Linked DNA regions of Homo sapiens: all the other regions are linked to region 5. A link is an interaction called in ENCODE POLR2A ChIA-PET data of the cell type or tissue named here. Cell type or tissue: A673. All regions are shown on one strand. Links, peaks and the distances in the headings refer to the core of each region. The heading gives the core; the rest is flanking DNA.

The links. Peaks named below come from ENCODE experiments on the same cell type or tissue, not always from the same donor. Only the 100,000 strongest peaks of a DNase experiment are listed, where the experiment ranks them.
Region 1: POLR2A ChIA-PET joins it to region 5 with 18 read pairs; 5 of 35 experiments call an interaction of 5 or more read pairs at or near these places.
Region 2: POLR2A ChIA-PET joins it to region 5 with 11 read pairs; 2 of 35 experiments call an interaction of 5 or more read pairs at or near these places.
Region 3: POLR2A ChIA-PET joins it to region 5 with 23 read pairs; 2 of 35 experiments call an interaction of 5 or more read pairs at or near these places.
Region 4: POLR2A ChIA-PET joins it to region 5 with 16 read pairs; 5 of 35 experiments call an interaction of 5 or more read pairs at or near these places.

What each region holds. Positions count from the first base shown.
Region 1 is chr14:21,721,305-21,725,759 of GRCh38, reverse strand. It overlaps TRA and TRAV3. Among named protein-coding and RNA genes, the nearest start is that of OR4E1, 50 kb to the right of the region's middle. In A673, for the core only: a CTCF peak has its summit at 2,157 (motif pointing left); DNase peaks (open chromatin) are centred at 319, 979, 1,319 and 2,149; H3K4me3 peaks cover 3,519 bases; H3K27ac peaks cover 3,952 bases.
Region 2 is chr14:21,532,770-21,537,224 of GRCh38, reverse strand. It overlaps a transcript of SALL2 not described here. Among named protein-coding and RNA genes, the nearest start is that of SALL2, 8.7 kb to the right of the region's middle. RefSeq lists an enhancer at 2,330-3,195. In A673, for the core only: no CTCF peak of the experiment used is centred there; DNase peaks (open chromatin) are centred at 1,514, 2,484 and 3,694; H3K4me3 peaks cover 3,176 bases; H3K27ac peaks cover 3,961 bases.
Region 3 is chr14:21,823,481-21,827,935 of GRCh38, reverse strand. It overlaps TRA and TRAV10. Among named protein-coding and RNA genes, the nearest start is that of OR4E1, 150 kb to the right of the region's middle. In A673, for the core only: a CTCF peak has its summit at 2,597 (motif pointing left); a DNase peak (open chromatin) is centred at 2,575.
Region 4 is chr14:21,726,528-21,730,982 of GRCh38, reverse strand. It overlaps TRA. Among named protein-coding and RNA genes, the nearest start is that of OR4E1, 55 kb to the right of the region's middle. In A673, for the core only: no CTCF peak of the experiment used is centred there; no DNase peak of the experiment used is centred there; H3K4me3 peaks cover 605 bases; H3K27ac peaks cover 3,658 bases.
Region 5 is chr14:21,655,035-21,659,489 of GRCh38, reverse strand. OR4E2 (olfactory receptor family 4 subfamily E member 2) reads right to left here. Exons shown (of 4, transcript NM_001001912.3): 2 at 2,901-2,988. It also overlaps TRA. Among named protein-coding and RNA genes, the nearest start is that of OR4E2, 3.4 kb to the right of the region's middle. In A673, for the core only: no CTCF peak of the experiment used is centred there; DNase peaks (open chromatin) are centred at 1,879 and 2,289; H3K27ac peaks cover 3,901 bases.

The DNA of each region.
Region 1 (4,455 bases), core at 149-4,148, 66 kb before region 5:
TTCTGTGCCTGGCTTATTTCACTTGACATAATGTCCTCCAGGCTCAATTGTGTTGTCACAAATGGCAGGATTTCTTCCTTTTATAAGACTGAATAGTATTTTATTGTGTTTATATGCCATGTTTTCTTTATCCATTCATCTAAGTATAGATACTTAGATTGATTCCATATCTTGGTTATTGTGAATAGTGCTGCAATAAACATGAGAGTGCAGATATCTCTTTAACATACTGATTTCATTTTCTTTGGATATATGCCCAATAGTGAGACTGCTGGATCATACAGTAGTTCTATTTTTGGTGTTTTGAGAAACCTCCCTACTGTTTTCCATAATGGTTGCACATTATGGAATTTACGTTCTTGCCAGCAGTGTGGAAGAGTTCCCTTCTCTTCACCTTCTCAACAATGGTTGTTATCTTTTGTCTTTTTGATAATAGCCAACCTAATAGGTTGTGAGGTGATATCTAATGGTGGTCTTAATTGCACGTTCCTGATAATTAATGATGTTGAGCATTTTTTATATACCTCTTGGCCATTTTTATGCCTTCATTTGAGAAACGACTATTCAGTTCCTTGGCCTATTTTTTAATCAGGTTATTTGGATGTTTTTGGTATGTGAGCTTCTTAAACATTTTGAATATTAACCCCTTATCAGATGTAGAGTTTGCAAATATTTCCTCCCATTCCATAGGCTTTCCCTTCACTCTATTTATTGTTTCTTTTGCTGTGCAGAAGCTTTTTAGTTTAATATAGCCCCATTTGTCTATTTTTGCTTTTGTTGCCTGTGCTTTTGGGGTCATATCCAAAAATTCCTTGCTCACAAGAGATGAAAAGCTTTCTCCTGGGTACTATGTTCACTCTTCGGGTGGCAGGATCAATAGATGCCCAAACCACAGCATCACACAATATGCTTTTGTAACAAACTTGGACGTGTATACCATGAACCTAATTTTTTAATGGTCTCAACAGGGTATGTAACATTGCAAAATTATTATGATGATGACATTTCACCTCGGTATAAAAAGAAATGTCTGTTGAAAATAAACCCCTTTTCAGAAAGAAAGAAAGAGAGAGAGGCAGGGAGGGAAGGAGGGAGGAAGGAAGGAAGGAAGGAAGGAAGGAAGGAAGGAAGGAAGGAAGGAAGGAACTTCTTGCCCAGACCAATGTCATGGTAATTTTCCCCTATGTTTTTTTCTATTTGTTTTACACTTCTTTCACCTTTTTATGACCGGTGCTTTGCCCAGTACCTGGCACATCAGGACTCAATAAACACTTGCTGAATGAGCAAATTCTATGGTTTTAAATTGTAGTTTAACATAATAAGTGACATATCCTGGAAGCACACCGTTCTCATGTGAAGGAACAAAGACTTCAAGAAAATGGGCTTTACCAGACTCAAGAGTTTGTGTTCTGCTCCCCCTGCAGCCCCTATCAGTGTGTGTCTCTCACAGCACAGAAGTACAAAGCGGAGTCGCTCACAAGGGCAGATGGTTTCTTCAGGTGGAAGGAGGTTTGGCTCTTGTTAAATTCAGCTTCAAAGCCATAGCTGCCTTTAACCAGGTTATCCCCTGTGATGTATTTCAGAAGGAACTGGAGGCCTCGGTTGGGGTATTGAACATACCAAAAAAGATAAGGGTTTCCAGAGACTGAATAGGTGCATTTCACAGTCAGAGGATTCCCTTCAGCAACGTTGACCTGATCTTCCGGCTGAGCCACTGACTGAGCTCTCAGCCCACCTGTAAATTAATCATGCTGCATCAGTGAAGCTGCTGGAGAGCATGTAAGTGGATCATGCGAGTGGAAAATGGGAAGGGGATATTACTCACTCAATGTGAAGAGCATCGCAAGCATCGAGATGGGTGCAGAGGCCATGGCTCCAGCTAAGCTCACGGCGGGCGGGATTGGGGGGGTCCTTTCCAGCCCACCTCTGCTGGAGATATGGCCCCACCCCAGAGAGTGGGCTCTTGAAGAGGAACCAGCAACCCTGTGTCAGCACAGGGCTTTTGGAAATGGCCCTTCCTCAGGGCACTGGTGCTTCCCGACACCGGTATCTTCTCTCTGTGGAGCACAATTTTGATCCAGCTCCTCAAAGCTCTGTGAGGAGCAAGACTGCCGCTCCGCCTATGCCCAGGACAGACCTTACACTGCATCGCCCCCTAGAGCCCACACGTAGGACCAGCGACTTTACTGTCAAGCAGCTGGTGCTTCCTGGCCTTATCCCTGGGCCAACCTTTGGATGGTTACACGCTCCATGAGGGACATAGGGAGCAAATTAGGGGTTCAAAGGAGAAGAAATAGAAGTTTGTGAATCAAAGTGGAAAAGATTCAGGCTGAGTGGATCAAGCTGTAAATGATTTGTGCTCTCTTAAGATAATGTAGAGACAGAAAGAAGGGAAATAGGATGGGAAAATGCACAGAAAAAGAAAGGAAAATATAGCTTTGCATCAAGAGGGAGAGAAAAATTTAAAGTGAGAGATAAGAAAAAGCAAAATAGGAGAAAAGAGTAAGGCAAGAGAAGATAAATGACAGGCGAAAACAGGAGCCTTGCTCTTCTCGTTAGAAGTAATTCAGAGCTGGCTTCTGTGTAAACCTCTTTGACCAAAAATAACTCAGAATTTTCTCCACGTTGGGCCTATTAGGAGCCCATCCCATAATGATCTTTAGGGCAAAAAGAAACTTGAATCTTCTCTTTAAACATTTTTAGAGTGAGAAAAGTACGAATAGGTGTTATAAATATTTTTGGAGCATTTGTCATATTAAACAGTACATATAAAACAAAAAAATGAAACTCTGAGAAGGGGTTGCAAAACAGGTACTTTCCACATGCAGAGCCTACTTAAAACAGACTTCAAATGAAGTACGTATTCAGCAAAAAATGTATGGTTAACGAAACTTGATGTATTATGATGGGGAAAAGGGGTTCATTGGAAAGGGATGGCATGCTAAAGTTTTATACTAAAAAAAGGCAACAATAGCAACTGAGTGATTCTTTGATAGATTTTAATTTTAATGTAAAAAGCATGTATCAATATAAAGAAGTTGTTCCTCTGATTTGCCTTCTGTTTCTTTTGAATAGTGTCCAAATAATGTTCACTATATATTCTGAGGAAAGGATGAAAAATCTCTTTGCTTTGAATCAGAAAAAAAGTGGAACATAATTCTTTCTAAAAGCTTTGCTAAAGATCTCATATTTAATCATTGAAAACTTAGCCATATAATAATGTTTTTCTTTGGAATTGGTAAACTGTCTTTAAACAATAATCTTCAAGTTCCAGAGAGACTTGTCATAAATGGAAACATATAGTGAATTTCTTCTCTTTCTTCTCTCTCTGCCTCAAGCCTAAAATGAGTGTTAGTGTTGTCTTTTTGAGGGTCCTGGCAATCGCCTCGAGAAAATCATTGAAAAAAAGCTTAACAAAAAGAATATTTTTAAGTGTATGTGCAAAATTTAGGGAAAACTACAAGGGAAGGTGAAGCACCTGGGGCTAATAACAGCCAGAAGATTTCACCACTCCTAGGCCCAAAGGGACGGGAGAAGATGAAATTACCCTAATCTCAGGACACCTGTAACTAATCACAGGCCAAAGGCGACATGACCCTTTACAGTCTAAATACCTCTTCTTGACCATATTCTGGGTAGACCCAACAGGAGCTGTAAACTTCAGTAGAGGAAAGAAAGGATCCTAAAATGCAAATATCTTGACCACTCTCTCCTGCTAATACCTCCCACTGGGGTAAACCCAACCAGATGCCAATGGACATGGGAGACCAGTCCACATAACGTATAGAAGTCAGCCTCCTGGGGTACAGAGCAGGATATAATAGACCTGAAGAGGAAAATGGAGAAATGTCCAGCCCTCTGATGCTGGAGTTTATTGCTGCCCTACAAATGCATATACGGGCATAGCTATACTGCATTTTGACAAACATAAAAAGACAAATAAAATAAGTTTAAAACAATAGTCTAATATAGACTTTAGTACAGAGCAGGATAGAATAGACCTGAAGAGGAAAACAGAGACTGTCCAGCCTCCTGACACTGGAGTTTATTGCTGCCCTATAAACGCATATATGGGCATATATCAACATATGATATGATCAACATAAAAAAGCAAATAAAATAAGTTTAACTAAAACAGTAGTCTAGTGTAGACTTCAGTGCCTTGATTATTTTTCCAATCCCTACTTCCTCTGACCTCTACAGATACAGCACACAAGATTATGCCTAGATCGTGCAAGTGGCTGAGATATTGTTTGCCTTCATCCATTTAATAATTAATGCCAAGAGCCTCAAGTGAACTAAATATTTAGGAGACTGATATTTTTAATTTTGTGCTAGAAATGGTTGATTGTTTAGTGGTCTCCCCCTAAAGGATACTTATGGAAGGAACTAACCATATTTATTAATTAAGCATGTTCAGCTATAGAAAGAGGAAAGTTTTCCTCTGAATTTATG
Region 2 (4,455 bases), core at 317-4,316, 120 kb after region 5:
GGATTTTTGCTTTTACAATGGGAGCTGCAGAAGCGTAGGGAAGAAGCTGAAGAAAAAAAGGGGGCGTCTCCCCTTTAAAGACTTGCAAAGATTGAGAGAGAAAGAGAGAGAGTCAAGAACAGAGAATCAGAGAGAGAGAGAGAGTCTGTGTCTCTGGGAAAGAAGAACATCTCTGCTTCACAGTGATTTGCGCTGGGGGAGAGGCATCAATTGGCTTCGGACCCAAGGGGGAGACGAGACCAGGTCACCCCGGTTAAGACCAAGTGAGCGTTGCCCCTCCCTCTCCCAACTCTCTACCCGGGAATGTCTCGGCGAAAGCAGCGGAAACCCCAACAGTTAATCTCGGACTGCGAAGGTCCCAGCGCGTCTGAGAACGGTGGGTGCCTGGGGAGGGGTGGGGGCCCCTAAGTCCAAGCCTGTGTGGGTCAGGCCAGGGCAAGGGGAGGGCACTCGGGCCATGGGCGAAACCAGGCGGGGGCGGACTTGGTCACTGGGGGTTTGAAGGAGTTGAGATGCAGGGAGTAAGAGATGACCTGCGCTGGGGAGAAGCCCCGCTTGTTACTTGGGATTGATTCTGTTTGTGTTTTCCTTGTTTTTCTCTGGATGAAATGGAGTTTTCAAACTGGCTCTGTCTCCCCACCCAAGAGTTTTCTCCTCAGGTCTCCCTTTGCTCACTGGTCTTTGTGCCGTTGCTAAGTAACGTCCTCAGACCTGAAGACCGTCTCTTCGGGGTGGGATTTTCCCCCCTTTTCTTTCTGGAGAGTTGGGTTGCAAGAGAATGAATTGGATAAACGTGAAGGCTCCCCTGAGGGAGACGAGAAAAAAGTTTCTCATTGTTGGGCTGAACTGAGAGCCGATCAGAGCTCCCAGAGGGAGAGAGCTAAGGTCGGTCAGAATGCAGCCTGGTTTGGGGTGTGTATGCGTGTCACCTGGAGGACAGCTGAAGGCTAGGTCTGGATGAGGGGCTTAGGTTTGTGCTTCAAGGAAAGCAAAGCAAAAAACAAAACAAAACAAAAGAAGTGCAAGAAAATACACCTGTTACTACATGCATATCATTTTATGAGGATACCGTGTTTTTGAAGCAACAGGTGTCCCTTATGAGGGGGAAAAATTGTATGTATTCTTGTAACATTCCGTTAAGTGACAGGCAGACAGTAGAGCAAGCAGGGAATTGAAGAGTGAAATTGCTCAGAGTCTGAGAGACAGAAGCAAAATCAGGACAAAAACTTCAATTTCCTAATGCTCAGGGCTGGCTGGTAGTGCTCACTAAACCCACTAAACCTGGGTTTTAAAAACTTGCCTGATTGTGAGTACATCTGAGCCAGGGTGTGGGAATCTATATATTTTGCAATTGTCCAGGTAATTCTTAGGATCAAAGAAGTTTTGGACATACTTGTCAGTGGTATGGCTCCATATGTGCAGACTGAAAGTCTGGAAGTCCTGGCTCCAGACAGGCAACTGTTTAGCATACAGTTGATACACCCAACAGTATAGTATAGGATTAAGCACAAGGGTTCTGAAACCAGACTTTTAGACAAATCCCAGCTCCACCACTTGGTTAGCTATGTGACCTTGGCTGGTTTATTTTGCCTCTCTATGCTTCAGTTTCCTCATCTGTGAAATAAAGATGTGTATACTAGCTACCTCATTAGGTTGTTGTGAAAATCTAAATGAGTTAATATGTGTAAATCCCTTGGAAAAATACCTAGCATAAATAAGTGCTTAATATGTGTGAATATCGTTATTATCATTATATGTGAATGCAGTGACACTGCCTGCAAGTGCTGTAGTATGACCAAAACTCAGGAACCTCTTGGCAAACGTCAGCATTTCTTTTTTTTTCTTTTCTTTTCTTTTTCTTTTTTTCTTTTTTTTTTTTTGAGAGAGAGTCTCGCTCTGTCGCCCAGGTTGGAGTGCAGTGGTGCAATCTTGGCTCACTGCCCGCTCCACCTCCCAGGTTCACGCCATTCTCCTGCCTCAGCCTCCCGAGTAGCTGGAACTATAGGCGCCTGCCACCACGCCGGGCTAATTTTTTGTATTTTTAGTAGAGACGGGGTTTCACCGTGTTAGCCAGGATGCTCTGGATCTCCTGATCTCGTAATCTGCCCGCCTTGGCCTCCCAAAGTGCTGGGATTACAGGCGTGAGCCACCGCTCCCGGCCATCAGCATTTCTTTATGAGACGTGTCATGAAAAGCTCTAAGAGAGTGTATTGGTGGCGACTAAAATTGTAGATTAAACTTGCCTTTCCACCTGTTAAAAAACAAAAACTTGAGGTCAAATCAGCGCTCCATGTGCTACAAAATAACCTTAACAGACATGTTTTGGGCAGAACGCATCCTCCCCGAAACACTGCTTTTCTGGGATCCTACTGTGCCCATATTTAGAGGTTCTATGGTGATGGCATCCTTCCCTCCTGAGACACATTAGCCCTTCTTAATGCTGCTATAGGCCGGATGTTTCCTGCTTGTGCTCTACAGGAGACTTCCCCTAGAGCCTCAACTCCTCCCCAGAGTTGCCTCACAGTTCTGCTCTCCTGCTGGTTTGATTGTGGAACTATGCTGAACACCCCTCCAAACCCCCAAGAAGCATTCTCTCCTCTTCTTCCTACTTCCTCCATCTGCTCACCCATTCCCCATATCATAGCTGAGGAAAAATCTTCTGTGAGGGAGTCAAAAGCTATCTTTAGCGGCTGTCTTGAATGGATTTTCAAGCCCTTTAAGATATAGCTTCCACCTGGGGGCATGGTAATGCTGCTACAAAGCCATCCCCATAGAAACAGTAAAGGTTTAAACCCAATGGCATCAACAAATTTTTGATGAAAATTTGCCTTTGAGCTATGAAAGGCAGGAACAAATGTAAGGAGCAAGGAAGCAGTAGCACCCTCTGTTAAGATCTACCGTAAGAAAGCCTAAGGATTTTCTCATCAGAATTCCCCTGGAGTGAAAGATCCTAGGCTACTTATGATCTGGATGTCATTGGGCCTCATCTGCAAAATGAGGTGGCTCTATTTGATCGTATCTAAAATTCCTCCTGGATCTTATAAGCTTATAATATATAAATTTCACATTTTCTGGTTTTCTTTTAAATTAATAAATTTTCTTAATCATGAATGGGGCAGCATCCATTCTGCAAAACAGAATGAGAGCTCTCCTTTTCCCTAATTTTTTATAGACAGGGTTTCTATTCACTTATGTGATCTTCAGGCATCTGACTTCCTTCTACCCCAGAGCATGCTCCACAGTTAGGGAGGAAGGGCTCTTATTTAGGGGCACATGTATCCTTTGGTGTACCTGTGAAATTATGGATATCATCATGAGTATCAGAAGACATTTAGTCAGTAGTCTAGGGTGCCAGTAATGTTTCCAGGAGTCTTTTGCCTTCTTGTAAGCAATATGTGCCATATACAACATGCAAATGCTGAGCCTTTGTTACATATTTTAAAAGCCAAAATTCTGCAGTGACCTAAGACATCACCAAGAAACAGTCTGAAAAATCTGTTTTCCAGCCGTTTTTGCTCAGCTTCCCTAACCAGAGCATCAAAACCTAACAGAACAGTTATTGCATATAAGTGATGGGCAGGAAATACTCTATTCACTTAAAAACTCTAGAGAGGAAAAAAAAAAACCTTCTCTCTCCCCTACAGAGTCTAGAAATCTGGATTAGAGAACACAAAGGATGTGACTGGGGGAAAAATGCAAACCAGTACATCTGGGAAATAAAGGAAACAATCAGAAACCCAGATATTTAGTGAGAAGAAGAAACCAGGACAGCAGCCAAACAGATCTAGAGGGAGAGAGGGGAGTACTTTAGATGGAAGTTGGCAGATAGCAAGAACAGCAAGAGAGGAAAGAAGGCAAAGGTAGAGTTTTGGGGGCTCTGTTTACATTTGGAAGTAAAGAGCCTCATCTCTCAGGTTATTGATCCCTGGGCCACTCAACCTAGGTATTCCCAGATCAGAAAAAACACATTTTGGAATAGAGAGTATCTCAGTCCTGGTGTTACAGAGTACTAGATAAGAAAACAGAAAACTTGGTTTTCAATCTAGTGTGGACCTTGAAGCTATGTGACCTTGGGCACATGTGACCTTTCTTACCCCAGGGCTTCATTCAGCTTTTGACATTCAAATAATAACTAACACCCATGGCTAATATTTGTGGAGCATTCAGGTACTGTGCTAGGCCCTTTTTGCATTTCCTCTTTTTCCTCCCAACTCCGTTATTATTATTATTTTATTTATTTATTTATTTATTTTTATTATTTTGAGACGGAGTCTCGCTCTGTCGCCCAGGCTGGGGTGCAGTGGCGCGATCTTGGCTCACTGCGAGCTCCGCCTCCCGGGTTCACACCATTCTCCTGCCTCAGCCTCCCAAGTAGCTGGGACTACAGGCGCCCGCCACCACACCTGGCTAATTTTTTATATTTTCAGTAGAGACAGGGTTTCACTGTGTTAGCCA
Region 3 (4,455 bases), core at 161-4,160, 170 kb before region 5:
ACTAAATTTGCTATTCCCCATGATACTTTCTCCTATCTTTTCTGTCCCACAGTAATCTCCTCCTGAGAATACCTTTAAAACTTATTTGTCCACGTACTTGGAATTTTACCTATTGATTCCATTTTCATGTATTTTATCTTTTTCCTCAATTAGTTTATGATTACTCACACAAGTCTGCTGTAGCAGCAATCTGAACTTTAATTTCTTCACTCTAAAGACTTGAAAGGAGATACAGGACAGGAAAAAATATCTGATTACTGAATATATCTAGGTTTACTTTTTGCTCCAGAAGTCAAGGCATTTTGATGTCTTGACACTTGAGCTATCTCCAGACTAGTTACAAAGAACAGTCCAGGTCCTGGCTTCATTTATTCACAAATTATCAATTCACTGAACTTGGAAATGAACTTACTTGCAGTGCTCATAAGCATAACAAATCAATCTTATTCAACAATATCCTGAAATGTGTGATCATCTTTAAATATCAATTCCTGTGAGTTGATAGTGACAGATGAGATGCATTCCTTTAAATTTTTTAAGACATTTGTTATTTTTTAATAATCTTTATTTTGACAGAAGAAAAATCCGAGAACTATAGAAAATTAAAAGTACAGAAGACAAGGAAAGATAAAAAGTAAAAACATTATATTCCCACAATACAAGGATTACCATTTTTAATATCTTAGTATATATTCTTCCCATTTTTTTACAGTTGATATCTGCCTTTTAAATAAGTACTTTTCTCATCTAATTCTCAAATTATATGTACATTTCTCTAATTGTCCCAAAAAGAACTTCACAGCTAAGTTGTGAAAACCAGAGTTCACAATTGCAGGTAGGCATTCTGTCCCTAAGTCTCTTTTCTAGAACACTGATGGTTGAAAAGCCTGGCACAGTTGTTCTGCTGCCTGAGAGTGACTGTGTCTGCCAGGATCCCCTGGCCTTCCAGTGTCCTCTAAAGGAGCAGTGATGGAAGATAATAAAGAGTTGATGCAGCACCTGGACAAAAGCCTTGATCTGGAGCATAGCTAAATGGGAAGAGCAGATTTATTCTCACAGGATGCTTTCTGAGAACTTGAATAGCCATGAAATGACAACTGAATGTCTTTCAGGGGAAGGAAACTTCTCAAGATATTTCCGGCCAGGAGCAGTGGCTCACGCCTGTAATCCCAGCACTTTGGGAGGCCAAGATGGGTGGATCACGAGGTCAGGAGATCGAGACCATCCTGGCTAACACGGTGAAACCCCATCTCTACTAAAAATACAAAAAAATTAGCCGGGCGTGGTGGTGGGCGCCTGTAGTCCCAGCTACTCAGGAGGCTGAAGCAGGAGAATGGCATGAACCCGGGAGGTGGAGCTTGCAGTGAGCCGAAATCACGCCACTGCACTCCAGCCTGGGCGACTGAGTGAGACTCCATCTCAAAAAAAAAAAAAAAAAAAAAAAAAAATTTCCATCAGCCACATAAACTTGTTGCTCTTTCACTTAGTTGACATTCTGCTGGTAGGTGTCCAGATCAAAAACCAAGCTAGTCTCTCCCTTCCAAACAACACTGTCATCTACTTCAGCAATAGTAACACAGCATGACAGACTGTCTTGCCCTTGGGAACACCCAGATGTAGCAATTAACTTTGTGTGTTGAGTGAGAATGTCTTTATCCTCGCTTGAGGACATGTATTCTACTTGAGCCTAAGTAGAACTTTAGGCTCAAGCTCAAATCAAATCATGTCGGAGAGATAAATATTCACTAGTGAAATCATATTCTGCATAAAAAATAACGGTCTACTCTAACTCCTATGCCTCCTTGATAACCTCCAGGTGCAGGTTTGCATACTGGCTTCAAGTGCCTGTGGAGCACAGTGCGCTCACCACACAGATGTAGGAGGCTGAATCGCTGAGCTGGGAGGCTGTGATGTGCAGAGAGCTTTGCTTTGTGTCTGCATCCAGAGTTGCTGTATATCTTCCGTTCGACTTTGTGTTCTCACTGAAAGTCATGATTGTCAGGGAAACAGGACCTCTCCCCGTATCTTGCTTATACCACCTTAAGTTGCTGAAGGGGCTCACTGTATAATTGCATTGAAGAGTGCAGTTCTTTCCCTCCAGGATGATCAGGGACTGAGGACTCTGCTCCACTTGGTTTTTGCCATTCCCCCCTATTCAGAAAGAAAAGTGAGATTCAAGAGATCCATCATCCAGTATTAATACTGTCTAATTTGCATCCCTTCCTTACTCCCCACAATGAATCCCAAGTGAAACAGAAAATGGTCCCATTTTCTCCCTTCCTCCTATCCCAGTGGACTACATCTTCACCCCAAATCCTAAGAAAATATTCCCTTGACTTACTATGTTAACTTTGCTAAAACTCTCCACTAACTTACTATAAAAATAAAGCCACAAAATCACCAAGAAGGTCGTCAGATGCTTTTTCATTTTTATTCTGCAGAGATCTGCTCCCAGAAGTTGACTTGTGTATTCAACATCTTCTCTTTTTTTTTAACACTAACCAAAGGGTTTCTCAGAGGGTATCCCTAGCCAATCAGAGACCAGGCTTCGCTATGTTACACATACTACACATTCAGACCTGCAGGCGGGGCGAATGCAAATACTGCCCTCTTGGGGTCAGAGCTACAATTGCTTAGAACTTTTGATCAAGCTTTTTTCCTCCTATTTGCAGCATGATATAGAGGATAAAGCCCTTCATGTCTATATCAGCACAGTAGATTAGTAATTTAGACATATATTTGAAGCTCTGCATTCTGGCTCTATGTGATATTAAATAGGAGAGTTGAGCCTTAGCTTTCTCATCTGAAAATAGGTATGATAACACTTACCTAACAATTTTTGAAAGATTGAAGAGATGATTCATGTAAAGGCTTATTGTAGTGGCTAACATGAACTTAGCCTTCAACTGAAATATAAGCTCCCTTAGGATAGGGACTTTTATCTGTTCTATTCTCTGCTACATTGTCAGTTGCTAGAATAAGGCCTGTCAATAAATAGGCATATAATAAATTTTTATTGAGGGAATGAATAAATGATAGTTTTGTTCTGGTAATGACAGAGTTATTTTTATTATTCATTTTTAATTCAACAATTATTTTTCAAATGCCTACATTTTCAGGTATGATGATAAGTGCTGAGAATAAGCAAAGTCCCTGCACACAGGGGATGACATTCTAATGAGAGGAAAGACAGAGTATTTGAGCATAGATGCAAGTGACTGGTAAGTGTTGAAGTTTTTGAAAATTCTCTTCTGATTGTTTCTATTTTCTCAGTGAAATAAGAAGCTTATGAACAGTTGAGAGTGTAGATATATGAGGATTTATTTTAAGTTTGAAATTTAAAGCTCAGAGAAGTTGAAAGAATGGAAATAGTTATACAAGAAACAATAAAAAGAAAGTTGGTATATTATAGTTGTATAAGCAAAGTAGGCTTTTGGAAAAGATTTGCTAGAGGTAAAGACCGTGTGATGGCTAATTTTATGCATCCACTGAGATAGGCCCCAGTACCCAGATATTTGGTCCAACATCAGTCTAGATGTCACTGTGAAGGTGTTTTTAGATGAGATTAATATTTGAATCAGTAGACTTTGAGTAATGCAGATTTTCTGCATAATGTGAATGGACCTCATTCAATCAGTTGAAGGTCTTAAGGGAAAAACACTTAGGCTCTCCAAAGAAGAAGAAATTATGCCTCCAGACTTGTCTTCAAACTCAAACTGCAAAATCAGTGATTCCCAGGTTGCCCAGCCTGACGACCTGCCCTGCAGAAGTTGGACTTCCCAGCCCCTAAAATTGTGTGAAACTATTCCTTAAAATAAATCTCTCTATATAGATAGATAGATACAGATATAGATATGTACATATCTCTATCAATACAGATAGATATATACAGAGAGTTGCATGTAGACATCACAGTCTTAAATCTGCGTGAACCTAAATAATATAGATCCATTGTTAGTTTTATATGCTCTTGTGAACAGCTGCTTTCCTTTACAATGAGATTACTTTTTTTTTTTTTAAGTTCTGGGATACTTGTGCAGAACGTGCAGGTTTGTTACATAGGTATACATGTGCCATGGTGGTTTGCCGTACTTATCAACCCATCATCCAGGTTTTAAGCCCCACATGCATTAGGTATTTGTCCTAATGCTCTCCCTCTGCTCTCCCCCTAACCCCCGACTGGCTCCGGTGTGTGATGTTCCCTCCCTGTGTTCATGTGTTCTCATTTTTTACCTCCCACTTGTGAATGAGAAAATGCGGTGTTCAGTTTTCTTTTCTTTTTTTCTTTTTTTAAACAGAGTTTTGCTCTTGCTGCCCAGGCTGGAGTGCAATGGCATGACCTCGGCTCACTGCAACCTCCACCTCCCAGGTTCAAGTGATTCTCCTACCTCAGCCTCCCAAGTAACCAGGATTACAGGCACCCACCACCACGCCCAGCTAATTTTTTGTATTTTT
Region 4 (4,455 bases), core at 168-4,167, 71 kb before region 5:
GCTTTCCTATGCCTGTCTTTACTTTAATCTCTTAATCCTGTCAGCTGAGGAGGATGTATGTCACCTCAGGACCCTGTAAGTATTGCATTAACTGCACAAATTGTACAGCATGTGTGTTTGAGCAATATGAAATGTGGGCACCTTGAAAAAAGAACAGGATAACAGCAATTGTTCAGGGAATAAGAGAGATAACCTTAAACTGACCGCGGTGAGCCGGGGGGAACTGAGCCATATTTCTCTTCTTTCAAAAGCAAATGGGAGAAATATCACTGAATTCTTTTTCTCAGCATGGAACATCCCTGAGAAAGAGAATACGCGCCTGGAGGTATAGGCTTATAAACAGCCCCCTAAGTGCACCTGTCTTTTATGGTCGAGACTGCAGAGGTGAAATAGACTCCAGTCTCCCATAGCGCTCCCAGGCTTATTAGGAAGAGGAAATTCCCGCCTAATAAATTTTGGTCAGACCGGTTGATCTCAAAACCCTGTCTCCTGATAAGATGTTATCAATGACAATGGTGCCCGAAACTTCATCAGCAATTTTAATTTCACCTCGGTCCTGTGGTCCTGTGATCTCACCCTGCCTCCACTTGCCTTGTGATATTCTATTACCTTGTAAAGTACTTGATGTCTGTGACCCACACCTATTCGCACACTCCCTCCCCTTTTGAAACTCCCTAATAAAAACTTCCTGGTTTCTGTGGCTTGTGGGGCATCACGGAACCTACTGACACGTGATGTCTCCCCCAGACACCCAGTTTTAAAATTTCTCTCTTTTGTATTCTGTCCCTTTATTTCTCAAGCCGGCTGACGCTTGGGAAAAATAGAAAGGAACCTACGTGAATATCAGGGCAGGTTCCCGATAAAAGAGTGAGCAGAAGAAAAGCCCATGAAAAAAGACAGTGCAGGTTCAGCCAAAGATATAAGAACATCAAAAAGAAAGAGGTAGGCTGGGGTTTCACACATAGCAGAGCAGCTCCCTCACTGTGATCTATTGAAAATCAGCTCTCAAATTTTTTTTTTAAAGGGAAAGTGGTATACCAGAAACCGAAAGAGGACCAGGTTTCAAAGAGGGAATAATCAATCATTCATTGGATGTAACCCAAGAAACTGTTGTTAACCCTGGCAAGAATAGTTTGGGCCAATGGTGGAAGTTAAAACCACACTTCAGTGGGTAAAAGAGCAAGTAAAAAGTGAGAAAAGAGACACAGTGAAGATTGCCAGATTGCCTCCCAAAAGCATCATATGAGTTTATGCCATCAATAGTACACTTCAGTACCCATTTACTCTTTGTCAATATTGTTTATACAGTTTACAATTGCTAATTTAATAGTTAAATGAAATATCACTTTACTTAATACTTGTTCATTACTTATACTGCAGAAGGAGGCATTTTGCAGGATATGTGTGGGATCCCTGCAGTGCTGATGACAGCAAGTGACCACAGCTTACCTATGGCCTCTCCTGGAATTCATGGTGGAACCCCACCAACTCTTGCATATCACAGAAGCACAATTTTTGAGAATTAGAATGGAATTCAAAGATTCTTTCAGAGAACCCAGTGAAACTCACTACACAATCAGGGAAAGATGAGAGGAGGGAGGACTGAATGTAGCATGGGAAGACTGCAGGGAGAGGTGTCTCCCTTGTATCCAGGCAGAGACAGATTCTCACATGGATGAGAAGATGACTGTCTACATAGTGTTCTCAGCAAAACCAGGACAACTTTTCTTCCCCAAAACGTGTTTCCCTACCTTTACTTTCTCTAAAATGCTTAAAAGTGTATTTCAAGGACAAAAGCTGTGATTCCACAAATAGCTTTTTTAAGTTGGTGCTTAAACGCAACTTAACTACAATGTACACAGATAATATTAGCTCCTTTTCTGAAAGCAGTTTTCAGGTATCGAAGATTAAATTAGAATACAGGGCCAACTGATGTAACAAAGGCCAAAATAAAGTAATTTATCATGATACAGTTCAAATGTCAGCAGTTCAGGGCAGTTATAAGGGCTCCACAGTGTTGGTGTCTTAGGTATCTGATTGCTCTGCCCACCTAAATACCCACTCTTATTTGGGGTCCAAGACATATGTCACACATAAAGCAATCCTCACAACAATCCTTCCAGTTATCTCAATTTCATTAATTAAGAGATGAGGCACATAGAGTAGAAATGGCATGTCCAATGTCACATAGTTACTTAGAGGAAGAATCAGAAACAACCTATGCTCCCTAATTCTTAATTCAGTTCTCTTTCCACAAAGTTCTTGAAGTGATATAAAAGGGGGGAGAAAAATAAACCTTATGAAGATAAGTTTTCCAGAATTTCTCATTTTTCCTGAAGTTTATCTGTTTATAAGGAGTATTTCCCAACAAACAGGAAAAAGGAATGCTAGACTAACTTTTCTTTAAGTCAAAACAGAACTTCTAAAAAGACATAGTTGTTCCCTCTGAGCCACCTTAAAAAAGGGGGAAAATATAGATTCTCATTTCCCTACATAACTCCCCTCCCATCACCACCACCACCAATCACTACCACATGACAAAAGATTAATATCTAAGGCTTAGCTTAACCTTGGAGAATTTTCCTGAGAAGGAAATCATCTTGAGAGTTGTATCTCTTTGACTAAGAAGTAGTTCTGTTTGGGTAGGGAAGTGATATGAACACGTGTGCAGCCTGGGGAATGACTGGAGGGAAAGATTTGTTCACCACTGCATCTGCAGGGATGATAACAATGCCAAGCACATAGTCAAAACTCCACAAATAATCATTGAGTGAATAAGTGAATAGCTAAATGAATAAATACATCATAATTGTATAGAAAGACTTCTTTCCTTTGCAGGACTTGCATAAATTGTATTTATAAGTATCAAAGGCAGAAACAGGCCACACAGCCAGGTCAATGGTGTAATGTGATAAAAATATCCCTGTGGACATGAACTTCCTTTGGAGTGAAAACAGTGATGGTGGCTGAGAGCTTACCTAGAGTTATGGCAACTGTATACTTAAATCTAAAACAGATACCATGGTTTCATGAATACAAATGTATTCTGGCAGTAATGGTACAGAACACTGCCACCCTTAGACCTGAGCAAGTGACGTCCCTGCTCAGAGTTCTGTGCCTCCACCCCAGCTATTATTCAGCTATTCTTATCCCTTTCCCTGTGAGAAAATCACAGGACAAAGGAGACATAGCCCTTTAGAGTCTAAATACCTCTTCTTGACCATATTCTGGGTACTAGGATTTCAGAATTCCCTGCACAAACATCCCCAAACACACTTTTAAGATCTGCATGGGCCTATCTCAAGGATTATCTTCCCAGAAGCAGATATCCCACCTGTGTACACAACTCTAGGCCCAATGGGTGGCCAAAAGATCACTGTTTGCCTGGACTGTAGACATGTGGGCTAAGGTGTCCACATCCTTGTGTATAAGGCTTCTCAAGGTATGTGATGGATTGAAGGATAGGAAAAGAAGGCTGGTAAATCACAAGGTACAAACCAAAGGCTGCAGGGTGAATCTCCCTAAAGCAGCACATTCTAGCACAAAACTATAAAAATCAAGAGTTCAAAAGTAGATCTGAGTATATCTAGGAATTTAATGTACTATAAATATGGTATTTCAAATCTATGGGGCAAAAGTGAATTTTTCAGGAGGTGGTGTAAGAACTACTGGCTATCCATTTGGGGGAAAAAATAAACAGATGTAGATCCCTGTGTAAAAATTAACTTATTTGGGGACATACTCCTTTTAACCAGGCAGTTCAAAATAGAGCTGCTAACTTGCAGAATCCTCACTCCCACCCCCAGCCACCAAAGGTGGAAGCCAAGCTGGGCTAATCCAAGCAGCCTGTACCCATGGCCACCACTGATTAGTCCAAGGAAAAGCCACCTAACTCACACTGAGTCAAACAGAGCCCTTCCCACGACACTCAAATTTGGGAAAAGATAAAGAGAGAAAAGTGCATTAAGTCCAGTTCCTCTCAAGAGCATAAGGAAGATGTGAACATAGGAACCGTAAGCAACTATCCTTATAAGAACTACACGTTTATACCCTTCCTTGATTCAAACTCTCCTCCCATTACAGACTGCTTCTGTCTTCTTTCACAGCTAAGCTATTCCTATATCCTCATCTCATAGAGCATTTTTTGAATTCTCTATCTTGGCACACACCAAACTGTTTAGAGTGTCAGTGTATTGTTCATTCATATAACCAACACTTTTCCGACAGCGACCCTTTCTGGAGTTAGGGCTACACCATCACCAAAATCAGTCTCTTGCCCCAAGAAGCCTATAGACTGGCAGAGGAGTGGAGTAGTTGGACCATGTGCCCTACAGACACACTGCCTGGGTTGCAATTTACCAGTTATTAACTTTGTGACTTGAGCAAGATACTTAAATTCTCTGTGACTTTGCTTCTTCATCTGTAAAGTGAAGCTGATGATAATACTTGTGAGAA
Region 5 (4,455 bases), core at 172-4,171:
AAAATGGGATTTAAGTAGCAATAAGATCCAACTATGCACTCCCTGAAGGAAGGGAAATATCTCATTCATTTTTCTATCCACAGAGCAAAGTAACTGGCATAAAGGAAGAACTCACTGAATACTTATTGAATTAATTTTTTTAATGTTTTAAAAGTAGGACAAAGCAATCTTCCTGCCTCAGCCTCCCAGCACTTTGGAAGGCTGAGGCAAGAGGATTGCTTGAGGCCAGGAGTTCATGACCAGCCTGGGCAACATAGTGACACTGCATCTCTACAAAAATTTTAAAATTAGCTGAGTGTGGTGGCACATGTCTATAGTCCTAGCTACTCCAGAGACTGAAGCAGGAGAAACATTTAAGCTCAGGAGTTTGAGGCTGCAGTGAGCTATGATCATGCCACTGCAAGCCAGCCTGGGCAACAGATCAAGACCCTGTCTAAAAATAAAATAAATAAAATTTTTAAAGATATTTTCAAAGTAGCACTGCAAGGAAGAATTATGAAAAATCCAAAAATTTGGGGGTAAGTTGATCTGTACATCAAAATAATTACCCATTTTAAGGCAATCAGCAGAAATCTTATTTACAAAGGGGCAATTGAGCTAAAAGCACCAGAATCCCCACTAGACATCAGTATTGTGTATTGTATACTGCGTATATTAGAATTCTTCATTTAAAAAAAAAAACTGAAGGTCAATGAAATCTATCTCTTCCTGCTCTTTGTCTACCTTTTTTACCTTTCTTCCAAGAGCTCTAGAGTTCCCACAGCAGCTCCACAATGTAGACAGCAACAACTTTCCCCTTTTTGAAATCATACCTCTGAAGAGTATCGTGACTTTCCAGAGATCAGTGACCTCTACTCCCTGACCCCAGTTTCAGCCTACTCATCTTTACTTTTCATCAATGATACCTCCAACCCTATCTTTCTCTGCCTCTTGTCTCTGTTTCTACCTGATCTCTCTTTCAGCACTAAAGGCTCAATCCTTGGCAAGGACCCACTTAGAGAAGTGTTACTTAGAGAAGGCTCCTTTTGCCAAGAGGAACATGATTTTCCATCACAGTAGACCATTATCGTGTTAGCCTCAAATGGATTTGTAAAATCCAGAGCTTCCAAGGTCTTGCTTAGATGGATCTGATATAAGAGAACTGCCTATACTGATTGAATGCCAGGGCTTAAACCCTCAAGAAGAGACAAGGCAGAAGTTCATAGGAACACGCTCTAACCTTTGACAGGTTCATCTCCCTAATAAAATGGGATGCAGGTAAGCTTCAGAGGTGTTTTGTGGCTTTCCCAGCTTTTGCATGGCAAGATTGGAATTCTGTCCCAATTCTCCTGTCCCTAGGCCTTTCTATTACTCAATAGTTGGCTGCAGAGAGCTGAGTTGGATTAACTCCTAAATCCCTTTCAGCATATTAAATTTAGTTTATTTTTTAAAGATTTGATTCTTCTCTGTATATGAGGAGACCATCTACTCAGTTACCAACTAAAACTGGGAAAGAAATCTCTGAGAAAAAAAAAACTGCTGTGAAAGTTTTAGAGCTGAAGGTTGTGTAGGGTAAGAACAAAATGATGTCCTTGCTTCTGCATACATAGAAAGCATTTAGAGGCTGGGTGCAGTGGCTTATGCCTGTAATCCCAGCACTTTAGGAGGCCGAGGGGGTGGATCACCTGAGGTCGGGAGTTTGAGACCAGCCTGGCCAACATGGAGAAACCCCGTTTCTACTAAAAATACAAAATTAGCTGGGCGTGGTGGCGCATGCCTATAATCCCAGCTACTTGGGAGGCTGAGGCAGGAGAATGGCTTGAACCTGGGAGGTAGGGGTTGCAGTGAGCTGGGATCGTGCCACCGAGCTCCAGCCTGGGCAACAAGAGCAAAACTCCGTTAAAAAAAGAAAGGAAGGGAAGGGAAGGGAAGGGGGAGAGAGAGAGAGAGAGAGAGACAGACAGAAAAAGAAAGAAAGAAAGAAAGAAAGAAAAACAAAGAAAGAAGGAAGGAAGGAAGGAAGGAAGGAAGGAAGGAAGGAAGGAAGGAAGGAAGGAAGGAAGGAAGGAAAGAAAGAAGAAAGAAAGAGAAAGAAAGAAAGAAAGGAAGGAAGGAAGAAAGAAAGGAAGGAAGGAAGGAAGGAAGGAAGGAAGGAAGGAAGGAAGGAAGGAAGCATTTAACATCACAACTCCATACATTACAATGATGTAGTCATGGTGAGTTATGTCCCAAAGAGTGACCCAGGGTAAGAAATCCCAGAGGAGCAGAGCTACCAGGCCTCAACTGTAGTCCTCCAAATCTTCTCCAGAACAGCCCAAAACTAATCTGTACACTGACTTTCAGAGCACAGGTTTGCTGCGTAAGGACTTCCTTGCTCTTAGAAACAAAGACTGAATGGCCATCTGCCAGTAAAAAAGACTTCATCTTTTCAACATTCAACATTCATCCTATAATTATGTGTGAGTGTCTGCTATATTCCAGGCACTGTTCTAGGTATTCAAATCCAAAAAGCAAACAGAAGTGATGGTCTTGATCCCTTACAACCTCAAGACTCCATAACCTACGGAGTGTTCGATAACTAGGAAAAAGAAATCAGTGCTGTGGCAAACTCTAAAGGTGACAAGTCGTAACCCCAGACATCTTGAGGAATCCTGGAGGGTGTGCGTATGTGTGTTTTGTCTGTGTGTGCAGGTGCCTTCATAGGCAGCAACATGTTAAAAAAGTATTCTGATTCCTTAGACAGAAAAGAGGTTAAAACAACTCTCATAAATTAAAAGGTCTTCTATTAAACTTCTAAACACACACTTAAGTGACATATCAGACAAGTCTTGCTCAATACCAAGTACGTAATGTACATATGAGCATACATGTGCAGACCCACAAAAAGCATGACAAGCAGCGCAGGTAGTGGTAAAACTTACCAGTTTTCTCCAGTTGTGCAGGGATGCTTTAGCTAATTGTTATAAAGTTACTATAATGTTATTTCATTCACTTTTCTCATAATTGTTTCTAGAAATGAAACAGAAAAAGCAAAATCCTAAAAAACATGAAATAAAATACACTCTGATTTGGATATTAGTAACTGGCTTTCTGTTTGAACAGTTTCACCTTTTTAAGTTGTGTGTATGTGTACATGTGTGTGAGTGAGAGAGAGAGAGAGTCTCACTCTGTCACCTAGGCTGGAGTGCAGTGGCATGATCACAGCTCATTGCAGCCTCAACTTCCTGGGCTTATGCGATTCTCCCATCTCAACCTCCCAAGTAGCTGGGACTACAGGCACACACCAACCATGTCCAGCTAATTTTTTGTTTTTTTGTTCATTGCTTTTTTTTTTTTGGTTGTTTGTTTTGTTGTGTTTCTTGTTTTTTGTTTTTGGTTGGTTGGTTGGTTTTTTTGTAGAGACAGGGGCTTCGCTATGTTGCTCTGGTTGGTCTCAAATTCCTGGGCTCAAGTGATTCTCTTGCCTCAGCCTCCCAAAGTGCTGAGTTTACAGGCATGAGCCATCACGCCCAGCGGTTTCGCCTTTTTAATATTGGTCCTTGGTTTTTTTTAATCCTTTTTCTTTTCTGCAAATTTTACATTTTTCCTTTACAATACTTTGACTTTTGTCAGGCCAACTAAGACAGAACTACGTCTACTTGCCATTACCACTTTAATCAGTAACTACCATGGGCACCATTGGAACTGCATTTTAAGACGCATTCAACAAATTTTTTTATAGAAAAAAAGTATTCATTTTTAGTTCATATTAATAGAAAGCACACTTTTAGGGGATATAACTTGATACTAACATTAAGCTTAAAGTTTTGTATTAAGAAAATTTTTAAAACTTTTTTTAGGGACAGAGTCTTGCTCTGTCACCCAGGCTGTAATACAATGGTGCAATCATAGTTCCCTGTAGCTTCAAACTCCTGGACTCAAGCAATCCTCCCACTTCAGCGTTCCCAGTGGCTGGGACTACAAGCACATGCCACCATACCTGGCTAGTTTGTTGGTGTTTTGAATTTTTTTAGAGACAAGTTCTCACTATGTTTCCCAGGTTGGTCTCGAGTTCTTGGTGTCAAGCTATCCTCCCACTTCAGCCTCCTGAGTAGCCAGGATTATAGGCTGGAGCCATGGGGCCCGGTAAGAAAATACAAAAATTTTTAAGGGGTCTGTGGCAAATCAAAGCCAATTTGTCTTAGTCTATTCTTGTGCATCAGAACTAATAAATATTGTCAAATGAAAGCATATTTCCTGTCAATATACATATATAAATTTGGATTCTGCTTCTTTTTGCTCCTTTAGCCAACTCATATATTACTCTGCGTATACTTGAGCAAGTCTCTTTATTTTCATTATGGAATGCAGGTAATAATTTTATCCCTTTAATTACTATAATAGTTAATTTTCTGTGTCATCGTGGCTAGGCCATGGTACCCAGTTATTTGGTCAAACTATGATCTAGCTGTTGCTTTGAAGGTATTTTTTAGATGT